Regions from separate parts of the Homo sapiens genome. Here regions 1 and 3 are each linked to region 2. Evidence: read pairs that join two places in POLR2A ChIA-PET (ENCODE). Cell type or tissue: Panc1. All regions are shown on one strand. Links, peaks and the distances in the headings refer to the core of each region. The heading gives the core; the rest is flanking DNA.

Region 1 (5,000 bases), core at 1-5,000, 180 kb after region 2:
AAACATAAAAATCTGACAAGCCACAGAAAAATAAATATAAAAAAACATAAAAAATGTAAATGTAACAGCCCAATGAAGAATTTCAGTGAAAGTAGGAACTTATATCAAGCATAGTTATTGAAATCTACTATATATATACCTTGACTGTTCAAGAGTATATAAGCTTCCACTTTGAACAACCAAATATAATTGTCATAGAAGACAAACCTTATCAAAGATGCTTAAACCTGTATGAATGCCAAAAAAGAAATGAAAGTTAAGAATCTGTTATCTGACTCCACAGCCCCTTCAACTTTACGGTTTTTTCTAAAGAGATGTAAAATGAGTTGACATTACTCAAAAAGGAAAGAAATAATTTTTACAAAATAAAACTCATGTTTGCATATATGTTCACAAAAACAAACTTAAGAGGAATGGAAGGCTAATGGATAAATCAGTAGTCCAACATTCTGTGTGTTTATTGTCAATGCTACAGTAAAGTACCCTGAGAAAGCTTATTAATAAAAAAAAGTAAGTAATCAAGCAATAAGACTATAGACTCTAGTCTATCATTCAGGAACCAGCAAAGACTGAAAGGAACTGCTTCTCTTTATTGGTTTAGTTAAACTTGTCTGAATGAATTTAAAATCCAATTTCTATGTGATTAACCCAACAAAAAATAGTAAGAGGCAAGTTATTATTATTATCATTTTTTTGAGACGGAGTCTCGCTCTGTCACCAGGCTGGAGTGCAGTGGCGCAATCTCGGCTCACTGCCACCTCTGCCTCCTGGGTTCAAGCGATTCTTCTGCCTCAGCCTCCTGAGTAGCTGGGACTACAGGTAAACGCTACCACGCCCGGCTAATTTTTGTATTTTTAGTAGACAGGGTTTCACCATATTGGCCAGGCTGGTCTTGAACTTCTGACCTCGTGATCTGCCCACCTGGGCCTCCCAAAGTGCTAGGAGTACAGGCATAAGCAAGTGATTGTTAATGCTAATATCCATGTAGTTTACCATCTATCAATAAAGAAATCCATTGTTATTTAGCATTTACACTAAATTAACATTTTCTACTGGTATGTCCTGTAACATCTCAGAACTGAAATAACTTTATATATACTTACAGCTTCCTGAACAACTATACTGTATTTAATTTTCTGATGATGATATCAACAAATGAAGACTCTTGAGACTGTGTGTATACTTTAACTGGAAGTTTATTAACTTTACAATGTCACCCCCTAGAGGAAGCTTTAAAAATTGAAACTTGAAATTTTATACATTTACTCACGGCAAACTGAAAAAGGAAGGGGAAAGTTCTGAGTTTAGCTTTATCTACAGCACCAAACCTGGCAGAATCAAAATATTTATCTAACAGTGCCCACTTTTAGTAAAGATTCAAATATTTTCCGGCTTCATTAAAGAAAAATAAAGAGATGGAGCTCAGAGACATACTATTAACAGAAAGCATCTCCTTCATTTTCCACTCTCCACTTAGGGGAATCTCCGAGATTTTTTCACTGGCTTTTTTGCCTTTTTCTTTTGCCATGGATTGTACTAGTCCCTTTCCCCTCAGTTACTCTGTGGCTCACTCAATAACTGGTTCTCTAATTACTAGCTACTACCAACAATTTTTCATTCAACCGTTTTTTTTAATCTGACTTTGTTTATTCGAGTCTTGGTTCTATCACTTAGTAACAGAAGGACCAGAAAGACTGTGAGGCAGACATCCTGAAAGAAAGCACTGTTAAAATGCCAATCAGCTACAGGAATGCTAGTTGTCTGCCTTATTAGGTGACAACTGTATGGCCATACTTCCCTCTAGGGACCACAACTGCCTTAAAATTCAGGTCAATTTGGCTAACACTTTTTGAGCACCTGTTCTTTATTATGTAAATATCTCTAGTGGCCTAGCACTACCAGGCAGAGTAAATGAATAAAAACTGGTAGCACAGTGTAAGCCTTCCTCAGTTTACAGTCTAGAAGAAAGACAAGCAAATGAAAAAGCAATTACGGTAAAGCTACACCAAGGCATAAAGAACAAAAAGAAACACCTTAAAACTAGGAGACTTAAGAAAAGGCCTCCCAGAGAAAGTGACTTTCAAGCTAGTACCCAAAGGATAAAAATCTAGTGAGTGTGGTGGGGAAGAGAAGAGGTGTCAAGGCAGATAAAGTAGAATGTTAAAAGGCTTGGAGACAACCAAGTGCCTAATGTTCTAGTAACAAAATGAAATTAATTTGATTAAAACTACAAAAGGTGATTCAGAACTCAAATCATGAGGGGTCACTGAAGACAAAGATTTCTTCAGATAGACATATGGAACTGCATGTATAATAATTCCGTATTCCACACTTTCATATAAACCTTCCCTCACGTTATAAAAGATGCTTTGTAATGTTTAAACAATTACATTACTTTCTATGCAGTGGATATAACATAATTTACTTAACCATTTCCATAATGATATATATTTTAGGTTATTTTGAGCTTATCATAAATGTATAAATAATCATTCAGGAAATTCTGCATAAAGGTCTTACTAAATGTATAGTTATTTCCTGAACACGTTTCCCCAAACTGGAATTACTGAATTAGATACTCTACATTTTGCCAAAATGCTTTCCAAACTTTGTACCAATCACACAGCCATGTCAGCAAGGATCTGAACGCGTACTCATTTGTACTGAGTCATATTTTTACAGTCAAAAATTGTTATTCCACTTTAATTTACATTTATTACTAACTAGGATGAATGCTTAACTCTAGCTAATAAATTTCAAAATACAGTAGAAATGAAAGATATTCTAGAAAACTACTATATCAAGAATGGCTCAAGAGGAAAATATTTTTCTAATGGAAGAAATTGAGAAATATAAAAAAGCACAAAGTTCTGCTGTATCAATGATTTTTTTAAATCTAAAGAAAGCGGTAAATCTGCTTGCGTTTTTAATCCAACTCACATTTGAGGAAAAGGAGTAATTTTCTCAACAATATCTAAGAAACCAGAGTAACGCTGTTACTAAAAATCTCAAAATGATAACGTAACTATAATATATTAAGAACTCTCAAACTCAAAAATAATGAGCAAAAACATGAAGACATTTTACTGAAGATGATACCCATATGGTAAATAAGCACATGAAAAGGTTTTCAACTGTATTAGCTATCAGGGAAATAAAAACTAAAACCACAATGAGATATCACTGTACCTATTAAGAATGACTAATTAAAAATAGTGACACAAAATGCTGGTGAGAATGAAGAGAAACTCTATCACTTATTCATGTGTTGCCAATAAGAGTGTAAAATGGTACAGATGCTCTGCAAAACAGTTTGACAGCTTCTTATAAAACTAAACATGCAATTACCATATGATCTAGCAACTGAATTTGTGGGCATTTATCCCAGGGAAATGGAAACTAGGGTCACACAAAAACTATACGTGATTATATTCACTTTATTCATAATTGTCACAAATTTAAAACACTTAAATGTCTTCAATGATTAAACTGTTACACTGTAGTATACACATAGGGTGAAATTCTACTGAGCATTAAAAAAGGAATAAACTTGGATAAATCTCCAGAGATTATGCCAAATGAAAAAAGCCAATCCCAAAAGCTTATATATGATTTCATTTAATAGAACATTTTAAATGATAAAACTTTAGAAATGGACAACAAGTTACTGGCTACCAGGGGATGGGGGTGAGGTAGCGAAAAGGAGAAGGCAGGTTATATTAATAAAAGGGCAACAAGGGGAATTCTTAATTATTCTCTATCTTGACTATGGTAATGGGTACAGGAATGTACACCTGACAAAGCTGTTTAGAACTAAATATACACACACACACACAAATACATGTAAAACTGACAAAGCCTGAATAAACCAGTGAATTGTACCAATGCCAATATTCTGGTTATGGTACATTATTATAGTTTTGCAAGATATTATCATTGGGGGACATTGGGTAAAGGGTACACAGAATCTCTCTGTAATATTTCTTACAACTACATGTGCTGCACATGGACCTACAACTATTTCAAAAGAAAAAGTTTAATTAAAAGAAAATGCAAAAACTAATGGGATTCTTTCCAGAAATGGAGGGATGTTTCAAATATGAGAGAATTTACTATTTTGCTGCTACTTACATTAAAAAGTTCAAACACATAAACAATAAGCCTATTAGCATTTCCATAGACGGCCAAAAGTAATTTGATATACATTATTTCAACATTCATTCCTGATTTAAAAAGAAAACAAAAGACCAACCAACTTCGAAATGTAGGAATATTAAGGTAATTTTAAAAAGTGATAAAACACTAGAAAATTCCCATTAAGGCCAGAAGTGAATCATTTTTGGAAATGATATAAATACTAGAAAGGATAGGGCACAAGGTGTAAATCATATGATAATATGACCTATGACTCAATCTAAAATTCATTATAAACATAGTAAGGTAATGAGTTAGAGTACTAGGATTGTTTCCATTCTATTTTGTCATTGATTTGTGGTAGAACATTAAAAAAAAAAGCTATGAATTACTGTATAGTTTGTTTACTCAATCGACAGATAAGTTTTACAGGTTATCTAACATGTCTTAGATACTATATTAGGAGGTGGACATTCAATGATCATCACACGACATACTTCTTGTTCTCATAGAGTTTACATTTTAGTGGACTATTAGTAATATTTAGAGAGGAGGCATTCATTAAGAATTTGTAAATTCCATTTATGTGTCAGGTGGTAAAAAAAGAAAAAGATAATCCCTGTCCTCCAGGAGAATCAAGATTGAAAGATAAACAGATGTTTATATTATAACACATGTGATGAGGGGCACACAAGAACAATTTCTAGATCATCTTTAAGAGGTCATGAAAAATAATCTGTAAGAAGTAAAATCTGCACTGAGTCAGTAAGTTAGTCAAATTAATAGGAATGCAGAAGGATTCCTGGCAGAGGGTAGCACATAGCCCATGGAGCTTTTATGAATCAGCAAGTAGTTTAGCAAAATAC
Region 2 (8,387 bases), core at 2,085-7,084:
CTCCTTTCCCACTGATGCCCTCCAAAGCTTTTCTCTCCACGTATTTCCATTGCAATGAAAGGCAGCTCTGTCCTCCCAGGAACTGAATCCTCACTACTTCTAACTGTAAAAGGCTTTCTTGTGCTCCCCTGTTCTCCATTTTCATTCTCTATTTATATTCTGGCCTTCGATTTTCTCACCTAACTTTTTCTACTTCCCTTCCAATCCTCCTTTTTAAAAACTCCTTCCCCACCACTACCAAGATCAATAATTGTGTAATAAAAAGTTCACATCATGTCCATCTCTATTTCAAAAACAACAAAACCATCAAAAGAAATCAGGTGTCCACCAAAAACCAAACATCTAAACCTGAAATTCAAGGTTCCCCATGACTTAACACTATTTCTGATCTCTTGGTTCTCAATACTATCCTCCGATCACCTGTAATAAACAAGAATATTTGCCTGTAGCTCTTTAAACACGTCTTTTGCTTTCTTACTACTGCACTCTGTGTAAGCCCTTTCCTGTCAGAATGCTGCTAAATGCAACAATAAACTCTTTCTAGACATGCTTTTGTCCAGTGCCAATCACCTTTATTCATTCTATTAAGATTTATAATCACTCCCACAGGTTTTAAACAATATGGCTTTCAAAAAATCTTATATTTTGTTTATTTCCCTCTAACATATTATTTTGAATTTCATTTGATTACTGTTTTAAAAGGATTGCCACAGTTCATCTTATTTCATAAGCCTAAGTACTGCCCTCTGTTTATTAAAAGATACTTATGAAACACAGTAAAACTGAGTATGAAAGAGAAAAAAGGTGTAACCAAAACAGTCATAGAATCACAAAATCTTGGTAAGGGACCTTCAGGTTCACCCGATTCAAACTCTGACCTCATGCTAGAGACCCTTGATTGCAACCCTGCCAATCTTCTAGCAGCTACCTGACTCTCCAGTGACAGGAAGCTCATTACTTTGGGGAAAAAGCCATTCCACTGTTGGCACATCTTATTGTCAGAAAGTTCTTCCTTATTCTGGGCCAAGACATACTTCCTGTAGCTTTTCCTCATAACTCCCAGCTCTAACTCTACAGGCACTTGGGCTTCTGCTACGTGTGGAGAGTTAGGTAACAGCACTTCTATAATCTGTTAATGTTTGCAAATTCACTTCATGGTTTTAGGGGGCATAGGATGGTATAGATAGCCTGGATTCCCTAGTGTTAACAAGTGTAATATATCTGGCAATGTGGAGTAGTTTTGTTTTTCCTTCTCTTGTCTTTACCACCTTTTTCCTTTAGCCAAACACTGTTTTTGATTCCCTGCTTTTTATGTGAAATGTTATTCTTCTTAGCTTCCTTCCTGAATTATTTCTTCCATCTTTTGTCTAAGAACTTTGTATTTCCATTAATGATCATATTTCTAGAATTTCAAGTTGAACATTCATATCTTGGGGTAAACCTTGGAAACATCCTGAAACTATCATAAAACAGATGCCATATCCATTCATTTGTTGGAAAACCGACTTTCTTCCTTCAGACAAAAATCTGATATCATTTATCAGTGGTAATTTACACCACATACCATCCCTGGTAAAAGATTTTATTCACCAAAATATATTTGAATTAAGAGCAATGACAGTGTGGACAAGCCATAGGATTAGAGACAGAAGGCCGGAATTAAAGTCCTTCCCTGCCACTTAGTGCTAATGTGATGATGGACAAATCCATTAACTTCTCTGTGATTCAATTTCCTCATCTCTCAATAATAATAAATTACAATGTACCAGGGACATGGATATCTATTGTATTGTTTCAGCCTCACCAGAGTGTGAAGTAGGTATTATTGATCTCATCTTGAAAAGATAAGAACCCTAAGTAATATTTCCAGATTCTCAGACCTTGAAGCTCAAAAGTGATGAAGGTGGCCGGGCATGATGACTCATGCCTGTAATCCCAGCATTTTTGGTGGCCAAGGCAGGAGGATTGCTTGAGCCCAGTAGTTGAAGCCTAGCGTGGGCAACACAGTGAGACCTTATATCTACTAAAAAAAACTTTTTTAAGTGATGAAAGTGAGATTACATCTCCATTCTGCCTGACTGCAACATTCAGTCTTCACTACACCACACATTAATATCAATAAGAAAAACAAGCTGATAGTCCAGGTCTGCCATACCTTGTGATCCTAATGTTATATGTAAACTCTTAGGGAAATAGTACAATGGGTCAGAGGGGATATAACCCTGAAAAACCAACAAATATGCTTGGTGATGAGTTAAAACAAAGGAGTCATCATACAGACAGTGCTCTTTTTCTAACCATCTGGGTCTCCCATTCTGTCCCCTAGAGGAGTTTGAATGACAAATCAAACTGAGTCACTGACTGACAAATTCAAGCAAGAAAATAATTTAATACTGTCTCAATCAAGACTTGCATCATATATTCTCTTTGCTCTGAAATGTAAGGCACATGACAGGATTATACTTTTCCACACTTATCACCATTTCAATCACCATTTCAATAATGGAAACCTGTGACCATCTCCACTCTAGCTTTTGCAACAGTTCAAATAATTCTCAGTCAGTAACTGCCAAGCTATTTTTACGCTCAGTATATTTCCTAGTGTACTTAGGCTAGGATGATAACTAAACTGCACACTAGCACTTCCATGTGCTTAACTTTCCAGGCGTCTGACAGAAGCCCTTACCTGGAAGATTCAAGAACTCCTCCTGGCTTGTTCTTACTGCCACGATCCTTCAGCCCATATTATGGTCCTTTACTTGTTGCTTGGGAGGATGAAGGCCGAAGGGTATTTTCACTAACTTAAAATCCCAAAGATAACAATAGATGTCTAAAAGATAAACACAATCTACTATATTGTGTCTCTCTTGCAAAAGCTATCATTTTTGGCGTGGTAAGTAATAATGTTTTATGTCCACATGACATCCAAGCCCCATGGCAAGATTTATAAGAAAGGGAAATCATTTCCTAGAGAAACTGCCTTGGAATGAGGTGGCTCATTATCTAAGCCAGCAGAACGTCAACTCTGCTTAACCCAGACTTCCTTCACAAAAAAAAAAAAAGCAAAAAACATGCTAGTTAAAAAATTCGAATTTAGTGGAGAACAGAGAGCCAACTGAGGTCTCAAGCCAGAAATTTACAAAATTTACTTTAATAATTAAAAATAAAAAACTTTCAATGTCTATGTAAAGACACCTAATACCTAAATATGCTTAAGTTTCTCTGTGAATTAAATTAGAAGAGGTATCACTAATATGCTAGGACTTTCTACCTACTCATCACTATGTGGTAAGTCAGCCTCTCTGCTGCAAACATTCAGTATTCGAATCTTTCACAACTAAAAGAACCAATAATATACTACATATGTATAGTTATTTTACAGTGATCGAAAAGGGGCGGCCACCTATATTGTGATCTTAAATCCCATTCCATCTACTTTAAGAAGAATTGTGAGCCATTCCTATATTTATATATGGTTTCTCTTTTTCTGAAGTATCAATGATATGTATTTTAGATTTAACAGCATATTACTCTAAAAACCTAATGATCTGTATTTAATTGTCCCATTATAAAGCTGTTATTACTGCAAAATACCAATATGGTACCGAATTAATAAAAATACAGTTAACTTTTCTGAGATAACATTTATTTGCATCTCACTAAAAGATGGCCTAATGACTAGACAAAAAAGTTAACATGAAAACATGCCAAATTCCACAAGCTGTGAATGAAAATGATTAGTTAATGAGGGGAGTGAGGGGGTGCTAGCAAGCAGTGACACGTATTTTCCTACTTAGTCACAAATACACTAAACAAAAAAAGAGCGTTTACAAAAAAAACAGAGAAGGCAATAGTTTTCATTATTCTATTCCATTAACACTGCCAACAGTAATCAATATTTTTGCTTTTAAAAAAGTAACAATCTAGATCTACATTCTGTAAATAACACTGCATTTCAGGACTATTTTCATCAAGGAAAGCAAAATGAGATCAAGTTAACAATATTTCTAAAAAGTTTTTTAAAGTACCCTTTTCAGAGGGTCATGTCATTGCTGGGTTCCCACTGCATTTTCGTCATACAGCATGATGATTATACCGACAGACACAGAACAGAAGAATCTCTTTTCATTTCTGACTCTGCAAGATGAGATCACAGAAAGCCTCACACAAAGCCCATGGGCTGCAGGATATGTCTCACTAGGCCTAAAAAGACACAGCTCTTTTCACTGTGGCTTTTCTTTGAACTATACACTTTAAAGGAGCCATAAGATTCAGAGGGGAGGGGCAGTGAAAAAAAAGAGGCAGCATATCTTCTCAGATCTAAAAGCATACAGATGGCAAAGGTTAGACCTTAGTGGGGAAACACTAAAAAGTCCAGGACAACTGAAAAACACTAGTTTGATAGTTTTTTTTTTTTTTAACTCTTTTCTACCCTGCTGTATTCCATAGAATGTCCATGTCACATACAGCCATGTCTGACCTCAACTCCAAAGGAGCTTTGGCTTCCCTGGGCCCCAGTCGGTGACTTCAGGCAAAGGCAAGTTTTGCTTCTGAGTTCCCATAGAAAAACTGTTCCTCAAGTCCAGTTATATAAATGAAGCTTAAAAAGCTTTTTTTTTAAAGAAACAATTCTGAATTTGTTTACATGGGAAAGAATTATATACTCTAAAAATATTGGCTATAGTTCCTCTGATGTATAATAAATTGAAAATCAATTTTTCAAGGTCGAAAGAGCATGTTTTTATACTCTGGTTTTGAAAATGGAAAGAGTAAGTTGTAAATTCCTCCTCCTCAAAACCCCAAATTAATGACAATCAGGGGAAAAGGCATATACAATATTTGCAACTTTCAGCCCACTAAATGCATTCCATACTATAAGGTTATAGAAAATCAAATCCATCTTCTTCTCAAGCATATTTTATTCCTCTTCCTGAAGGGAAAGGCAAAACTGTAATACATCATCTGTTTCTTGATTCTGAACAGAGAACAGAAATCTCTGAATCTAAAAATGGATCTGGTGACCTAGTATATTACATTGAGGGTTAGGGGAAGCCCTTTCCTTAATATGGTTTTCATGATTAATGAATGGCATTGCCATATTTACTCCCACATCTTTCCGGCTTGCATGAGCTTGTTTGGCTGAGAATAACATCAAGAAAAAAATGTTTTCACCACCGAATTTTTTTTCCACATTTTATTTCATTTTTTTTTAACTTGTAAGTTCAGGAGTACATGTGCAGGTTTGTTACACAGGTAAATTTGGGTCACGGGGGTTTGCTGTACAGATTATTTCATCAGCCAGGTATTAAGCCCATTAGTTATTTTTCCTGATCCAATGCAGCCATTAAAAAGAACGAGATCATGTCCTTTGGAGGGACATGGATGGAGCTGGAGGCCATTATCCTTAGTAAACTAACACACGAACAGAAAACCAAATACCACCTAATTCTTAACCTCTCCCTTTTAAAAAAAATTGCAGTGGCAAAAAAAAAAAATTGCAGTGGCAAATGAAAAATTTCTTCCAGCAGAATATGTTGTTTTCCTTGCCAGAGCCTAGTAGAGACTAAAATAAAGAAGCACACAACTGCAGGCTATATATGGGCTGCAGTGGAGAGTGAAGTTCATCAGTGCTCACGTATCTCACCTTTACACAGCTGTCTTCCCAGCCTCCTCCTTTTCTACTCCCTTCCTATAAGTGGCAGATATGTGACTGTTGTCATTGCACTGCAATTAGAAAAACTTAGAGAAGAATAAGATATCTTAAGGAGTAACCAAGAATGCATTAGCTACTGAAGTATTTGTACACCAATGTTTAAATGAAAAAGAAACCCTCAAGGCAGGAATACCTATTCACCACTCTAAGGTCCTTTCATTTACCCTTTGTGTTGATCACAAACATGACTCAATGATGGGAGCTTTTTCTACAAACAATGATTATTCACTAAGGGAAGGGGGAAATGCTAGTTTATATTAAATTCACTCACGTTGTGACAATTTTTGTTTTAGTAAGGACTGTGATGATCTCGTAAGGTAACAAAATAGATGCAAAAGGCTGCAGAAGATGGCTGATGCTTATACAATTATTTTCTTCCCTTTCAAAAGTGAAAATATTAGAGAAAAATGAAGAAAATAACCTTCAAATATTTTGGCATAAATGTCTTCTTTATAGCTACTTTTAGTTACTAATAAATTATTAAAATGAAATTGCAAACAACACTCAGAAAGGAAAAAATATGGCTAATGAGCCATGAAGATTATATATTACCCCAGAAACTCTCCCAAATTGGTTGTCTCCCCAAAAGTTCATTTTTAAAGTCCTTGGTTGAAACTTAAAATATTACTTTCCAAAACAATACTTCATGATTCATTGTGCAAATAACTGTGCTAAATAATAACAACTATAGCTAACATTTTACTTATTTAATTATCACAAAGACCTCAGAAGGCAGGAAGTACCATGACTGCATTTCACAGAGAAGTAACTTTTCCAGGGCCCATATGAAGTGTAAGTAATAACACCAGTATTCCAACTTACAGTTCATCTTCAGAGCCCACACACTGAACCATTATACTCTACTACCATCTCAGGGAGCCAATGTGGGGATGTGGATATAAGTAAGAAAAATATTATAAATGCTGGACAGACTTTTTAGGTAGCTCAGGACAAAAATTAAACTACAATTTACCTCAATGTCAATTTCATCGATTAAGAGTTTAAAACAGTCCAATTTTAGCTAACATCGAAATCACCTGGAAAGCTTGGGCAAACACAAGTCAATGAGCGCTACCCCAGACTTTCTGACTCAGTAGGTCTGTAATGACGCCCAAGGATTTGCATTTCTATGGCATTCCCTGGTGATACTCTACTGTTGGTTCCAAGACCAGACTTCACTTGAAAAACCACTGGTATAAAACTCTCTGGCAATACTTATAATTGAAACATAATAGAAGAAATTTTGTTGAGTACAATTACTGAACTATAATTAGATTTAAAAAACACAACCTGACTCCTGGCTATCAAGATGAAAGAAATGGAATCAGAAAAGGATAAGCAGGTCAGCCCAGTGGCTCACACCTGTAATTCCAGAACTTTGGGAGGCCAAGGTGGGAAGATCACTTGAGCTCATAAGATCGAGACCAGCTGGGCAACATGGTGAAACACCATCTCTACAAAATACACAAAAATTAGCCAGGCATGGAGATGTGTGCCTATAGTCCCAGCTACTCAGGAGGCTGAGGTGGGAGGAGGGCTTGAGTCCAGGAGGCAGAGGTTGCAGTGAGCTGAAATCATGCCACTGCACTTCAGCCTGGACAACACAGCAAGACCTTGTCTCAAAAAAACAAAACAAAACAAAAGGATAAGCATGTAAGGAGGTGTAAACCTCCATAGCCTTTGCTTGATATTGGTGGGCCCTTTGGAGGTTTACCTCCAAGATAATGGAAAAAACAATGACTAAGGACTAAGAGTCTGAAGAACTGCGTTCTGTTTTGTTTCTGTTTTCCCATAGGGCTGGCACTTAAGTATTCCTAACTTTGGTCTCCTTATCTGTAACGTAGGAAAAATAATTCTTTTGCCTTTTGGGAAGGAGGGAGAAATTGTAAGAATCTGATGAAGTAACTGAAAAAAAAATTACACACCAAGAAACAATATGCAAAATAAAGTAACATTATTGAGATATTGATCAAATTTGATTTAATCTCAAAATGTAGGATTCTTGTTTTCTTTCAAAAAAATTAAATGTTAACACTAGTTTATGATTACTGATCATTACAATGAGTCATGGAGGCATATTTCAACTCAAAAGATTTGTAAAAAAGTGGAGGAGTAAATGGAAGGGAATTCAGTGAAAAAACTGATAAAGAGCTTACCCTTTATAGAAATAGCTGACTTCCCAAATAGGATGAATAAAGATTGGTTACATAATACTCTTGCAGAGAAAGGGAAGTGGAATGATGACAGGTAAGAAGCCATCAGGTGCAGGTAGAAGAGTTCTGGTGCTACACAATGAGGGAAATGATAATACACATTTCCTATAAATATCTAGTAGCTTATCTTCCAACTGAATTGAATAACGATGTTCAGCCTCAGAGGTTTACTCTATGTCTGTATTAATTAAAATCTGTTTCTTGCTACAGCTGATTTTCACACTGTGTTCCAAAACATTTCCTAATATAGACGGTGAACTCCATGTGTTAAGTTTGAATGAGAAGATTTTCCAGTTTACACAGAAAGTTGCTGTTATGGTACTTCCAGTTCCTCCTAGTCCCCAAAGACTTTTTTTTTTTAATGAATTCCTCTTTTTATCTTTTTGCCTATCATTAAGTTAAATCTATGGTTCATTTGCCTCATTCTTTATTTTATGAGGCTTTAAAAATTAAAACATTTT
Region 3 (5,000 bases), core at 1-5,000, 62 kb before region 2:
GTATACCATTGGCTATATCTACCAAACCCAGGGCTGTCCCAGTTGCTACACAAAGTGTCCAGCAAAGGGATCCTGATTGCTGCTGGATCCATTACTGAAGATGCAATATGACCTAACAGAAAGGATTGAAAAAAATTATTTGGTTAAATAGTGGAGAAGAGTTCTGTCACCTTCAAGAATACAGTACTGAAATATACTACTGTGTTTTCATATCATAAAGAAAAAATTATAATACCAGAAAATAAAAACAAGTTTCCCTAATCACATGGCTCAATCCAGTCCATTTACTATGTATACAAAAATGACATCTTTCAATATAACTTTCAAAACATTTGTTTTTCTAGTGTTGAAAAGAAAAAAAAAGCTCTCTGGTCAATTCTCATATGAAATTTTATCTTTTCATAGTAAGAAGATATCACCTGAAAAGAAGCAAGCTCCGTCATCAGGGCTGTATATCCATAAGATTTAATTCAGTCTATTGAGATCCAGCAAGACTTATAGAAACTTTTGCTTCACAACAAATTTTTAAAAAATTGTATGGAGGCCAGATATGACATCTCACGCCTGTACATGTAATCCCAGCACTCTGGGGGGGGCTGAGACAGGAGGTTTACTTGAGGCCAGGAGTTTGAGATGAGCCTGAGCAACATAGCAAGACCCAGTCTCTACAAAAATAGTATTTTAAAAATTAGCCAGGTATGCTAGCACATGTGTGTAGCCCCAGCTACTCAGGAGGCTAAGGCAGGAGGATCATTTGAGCCTAGGAGTTCAAGGCTGCAGTGAGTGATGGTCACACCACTGCACTCCAGCCCGGGTGACAAAGTGAGACTCTGTCTCAAAAAAAAAAAAAAAAAAATCTACAGAGATGCAATACATGACCTGAATAACCTAAATACAACTAAATTTATTCCATTTGGAAATTTAGGGTTTTTTTGTTTGTTTTACAGTACTCTGAACATTTGGTCCTTACATGCCAACTGGTCATATATGCTGGACATATCCATTAAATTACCTGCATGATTAAGGCATGATCCTGATATAAATATTAAAAGGGAGACTTCAGAAAATTAACTAATAGCTTTAAATGCTGAAAACATTTAGGCATCTATTATCCATATTATTAGATGTTATCATATATAAACACTTTATTTAAAGCTATTTTCTTTGAAGGTACCTTTGCAATTTCAAGTAAGAGGCAATGGGTTATGATAAATAAACTGGAAATACTAAAAATAATAATCCATCCATTTTAAATGCCCTATTTCTCAATTATTTTTCATTGGATATACATTACTACCCAGTCTGTTACATTACAGTTTTAACTACAAGAAAAAAGTAGTGTACAGCAGTGCTAAAGAAATAACTGTGCTATGTGATTAAGTTTTTCTTTCCTATCTAATTGTTTTCATTTCTCTACCAGATAAAGTAGTGAGCAAGAGAAAGAATGTTATACTCTTTACAATACTTTGTCCTGTTACCTTGGCTCATCCTCAAGGCTTCTCTTGACTTTAATCTTGTCCTCTCCAGCACTCAGGTGAAAACTAAAAACACAAATACATATATTCATTAATCCACCTCACCAACTACATCATCAACAATAAAATTTGGGGACCTGAAATAAAGAGACAGAATGGGAATTCTAAGCCAATATTTTCAAATGTGTGTCCTGAGGTTCTAGCTTCTTTCAGAAAGCTAGGCAACTGTGTGCTTTTGCTCTGTTTTGAAGATTCACAATTCATATTATTACACTAAAGAAACTGAGACGTTCTGATAAAAAAATCTGCTTCAGTTTGTACAATAACGTACTTCCTGAACTTATATGACAATTTGACACCTGTTCTGTGTTATTAAATCTCTTATCTTCACAGAATATATGTTTAGGGGTCATGACATACACTTTAGAAAACTAGTTCAGGTATAGAACTATGAAAACAAGGTACACAGGAGGATATATGGACAATACAAATTGCTGAAGATAGTGGAGGATTTAAATATAAATACAGTGAAGGATAATTTCGAAAAGTTAGGTTGCAATCAGACAGACTGTCGATGTACGAAATTAGATCTGGAAAAAAAAGTGGTCTTGAAATGGGTACACACAACCAGGGGGTGCTCTAGGTGATCCACCAGGGTGTGAGAAGAAACTAACAACTTCTATTTATATTTAATTATCCGATTTTAATTTTTGACACATTATAACATGATTTAAAACAAATACAAATTAACTGTAATGCATGATCAAAACAGTTTAAAACCATCGCTGCAGCATGGAGGTTTTTTGTGCAATGAACTAATACACAGTTGTTTTAGAAAGATTATGTATATAGTAGCTATGTGTGTGTATTTGTATGTATATTTTGGTACAATCAGAGAGACAAATAGTAGCATTAAATTAGACACTACTTTTAATTTATCAAATAATTTATTCTGTCTTACCTGATATTAACGACATAAACCGTGTAGTTCCAATTTTGGAAGGTTGAATTGAGCTGGAAAACACAATGGAAAAGGCTGAGTTTTGCTAATACCTTTAAAAAATATCTAATTCAAGTTTCTACCTAAAACATAAGTTGTTACTGAGATAAGACCCTGGGAAAATCCTGAAGAGTTGGAGGAGTGAACAGTTAATGGATCATTGTAACAGTTAATGGATCACTGTATACCAAGAATTTGATAAATGTTATTCCTTTCAATCCTCACAACAACCAATGAAATAGGTATTATCCCCACACACCCCATAGTCTTATATATAAAGAAACTGAGCTTTCACAGATAAGAAATGGTTTGCCCAAGATCACCCAAGTAAGCAGTAGCAGATGCCAGATTGGAACCCAAGTCTGTCTGTTTGGAAAACTATCATTTCCTCTCTAGCCCTCATATTAAAGAAGATTTGCAATAAATATCTTCTCTATTCTTCATTTAACAACACTAAGATACACTAAACATTTTTCTAGTAATTACCATCTCACAATATTAGTAATAAGAAAAATTATAAATTAACAATATAAATTAAAAAAATAAAATAAGTTCAATACTATTGGAACTATGTATTTATTATGTGGTTATTTAGCAGTCTTTATGGTCTCAGCATAAGAGTTTTTAATGAAGCAATGGATTCCTCCAATATAAAGAAGCTTCTATGATGCAGTTTCCCATACAACTGCAAAACGAGATTCCCTCACTGACATGAGAGACTCCTATTTACATATCATCTCCGAATAGTGATTTAGGCCTTGTTTCATACACACATTTAGCCTCTCTTTTAAGCATTTCTAAAACTGAATGTAAGTTTTAGGGAATCCTGGCAAAAAAAATGTTAAATTATTTTAAAATTGTAAATAGTAATAATTTGAAACAGGTACACTATTTATATTTTCTCTGTTATCAAGTATCTGCTTTGGTATCTTGCATTTTAAACAAAAATGTCTAGTAAAGTTTAGCTGCAGATGAGAATAAAGCTATGTTGAAAACCATGCATGAAGTAAATATAAATGTAAGCTTATACCTTATCTAGCACAAACTTTCTAGTGAATGCTAAATTTAGATTAATAACATTACCCATTATTTGCACAAATAAGCTAACAGTAGCTTATTTGAGAATGAAAATAAAGAATTTTATCTTCTGAAATCACTCTAACTTTAAACAAAAAGAACAACTCTGGAAAGAAAATGGGATACACAGAAAGAATATACTCTTTCTGCAGCCTGCTCTCTCCATTGAGAGGTTAAACATCTCCTAGTATTTGAATGAGTTACTAATCTCAATGTGGCATTCCCAAAAATCAAACGTAGTATTTTTCTTTTATTTCAGTAGAGGATTTCACCTTTCTCACCAACTTTGTAACAGAGTTAATTACCTACTATTGTTACCTATGGTCAACTTTTTTTTAAAGAGTACTGCCTTTAAAATGAAGACTGTTTTCTATCAGTTATTTTTCAAATATATATAGATGTCTCTGTGTGTGTGTGTGTGTGTGTGTGTGTGTGTGTGTGTGTGTGTGTAGCTACCACTTCCTCTCAATGCGTAAACTTTCTTTTGCTACCAAAGACACGTTTATCAAACACCAAATATATATGAAAACCCATTTTTCTTATTTCAGAATGTATAGTGACTCAATTAAAAAAATTGTTTGAACTGTAACAGCATTATATATAAAAAGAAGTACAAAGTCTCACAGTATGCTGTAGGTAGGAAATGAAATAATAGAAAAAATAGAAACCTATGGAAAATAAAATTGAGATTGTTATTGTGAAGAAGAAAATGAAAAAATCCATGTGTTGTATTTGTAAGAAAAAGAAGAAAATAAAATGTTAAATTTTTTAAATTGAAAACTACAAAATGTTTACCAATAGGATACTGGTTAAATAAATTACAGCCTAACTGTCCATCAACAGAAGATCTGCTAAATAAATGACTGAACAGCCACATAATGAAATATTATGCATTGTTTTTTCAAAACAAAAAAAACATGTAGTTCTCTAATGTTGCAAATCTGGCAACAATAAAAATAAGTACGGTATAGAACGGTATGTAAAGTATACTACTTTTCGTGTAAAAAAGAAGGAAAATAAGAATCTATAGTTTAATTTTCTTTCATGTGCACAAAGAAATCTGGAAAAAAGCGGAGAAAACTAATAGTGATTTCCTATTTGCTGTTGGTTATTGGGTTGGTTCCATGCAGATGAGCAGCAAGGATGGGTGGAAGACTTTCATAATGCGTCTTTTCATACTTGCTGGTTTTGATCAAACATTCAAACAATTTTTAAAATAATCTATTTAAAAATATAGCAGAAAATACATGGATCTAATATGAAATACAGATACCTGTTGCCACCAAAATCTATTTCCATTTGTGCGATACTTTTCTTATTTAAGACATTGATAGTCTATTAGGCTCAGTTCTTATCCTTTATTCAAATGTACTTCTCTTCCTATGCATAAGGACAACACCTCACTTACATATCTACTCATATATTTCTAATGAATACCATCTGTGTTT

Evidence for each region. Peaks named below come from ENCODE experiments on the same cell type or tissue, not always from the same donor. Only the 100,000 strongest peaks of a DNase experiment are listed, where the experiment ranks them.
Region 1: POLR2A ChIA-PET joins it to region 2 with 6 read pairs; 1 of 35 experiments calls an interaction of 5 or more read pairs at or near these places.
Region 3: POLR2A ChIA-PET joins it to region 2 with 7 read pairs; 3 of 35 experiments call an interaction of 5 or more read pairs at or near these places.

What each region holds. Positions count from the first base shown.
Region 1 is chr6:142,152,858-142,157,857 of GRCh38, reverse strand. All of the region lies in intron 1 of VTA1 (vesicle trafficking 1), which reads right to left. Among named protein-coding and RNA genes, the nearest start is that of VTA1, 8.1 kb to the right of the region's middle. RefSeq lists an enhancer at 1,592-2,219. In Panc1, for the core only: CTCF peaks have their summits at 1,050 and 1,251 (motif pointing left); no DNase peak of the experiment used is centred there; H3K4me3 peaks cover 377 bases; H3K27ac peaks cover 4,593 bases.
Region 2 is chr6:142,327,168-142,335,554 of GRCh38, reverse strand. The region is part of intron 2 of ADGRG6 (adhesion G protein-coupled receptor G6); the gene reads right to left. Among named protein-coding and RNA genes, the nearest start is that of ADGRG6, 29 kb to the right of the region's middle. RefSeq lists a silencer at 889-1,183. In Panc1, for the core only: no CTCF peak of the experiment used is centred there; no DNase peak of the experiment used is centred there; H3K4me3 peaks cover 1,237 bases; H3K27ac peaks cover 5,000 bases.
Region 3 is chr6:142,390,437-142,395,436 of GRCh38, reverse strand. It overlaps ADGRG6 (adhesion G protein-coupled receptor G6), which reads right to left. Exons shown (of 25, transcript NM_198569.3): 8 at 2,437-2,489; 9 at 1,479-1,541. Among named protein-coding and RNA genes, the nearest start is that of ADGRG6, 91 kb to the right of the region's middle. In Panc1, for the core only: no CTCF peak of the experiment used is centred there; no DNase peak of the experiment used is centred there; H3K27ac peaks cover 3,228 bases.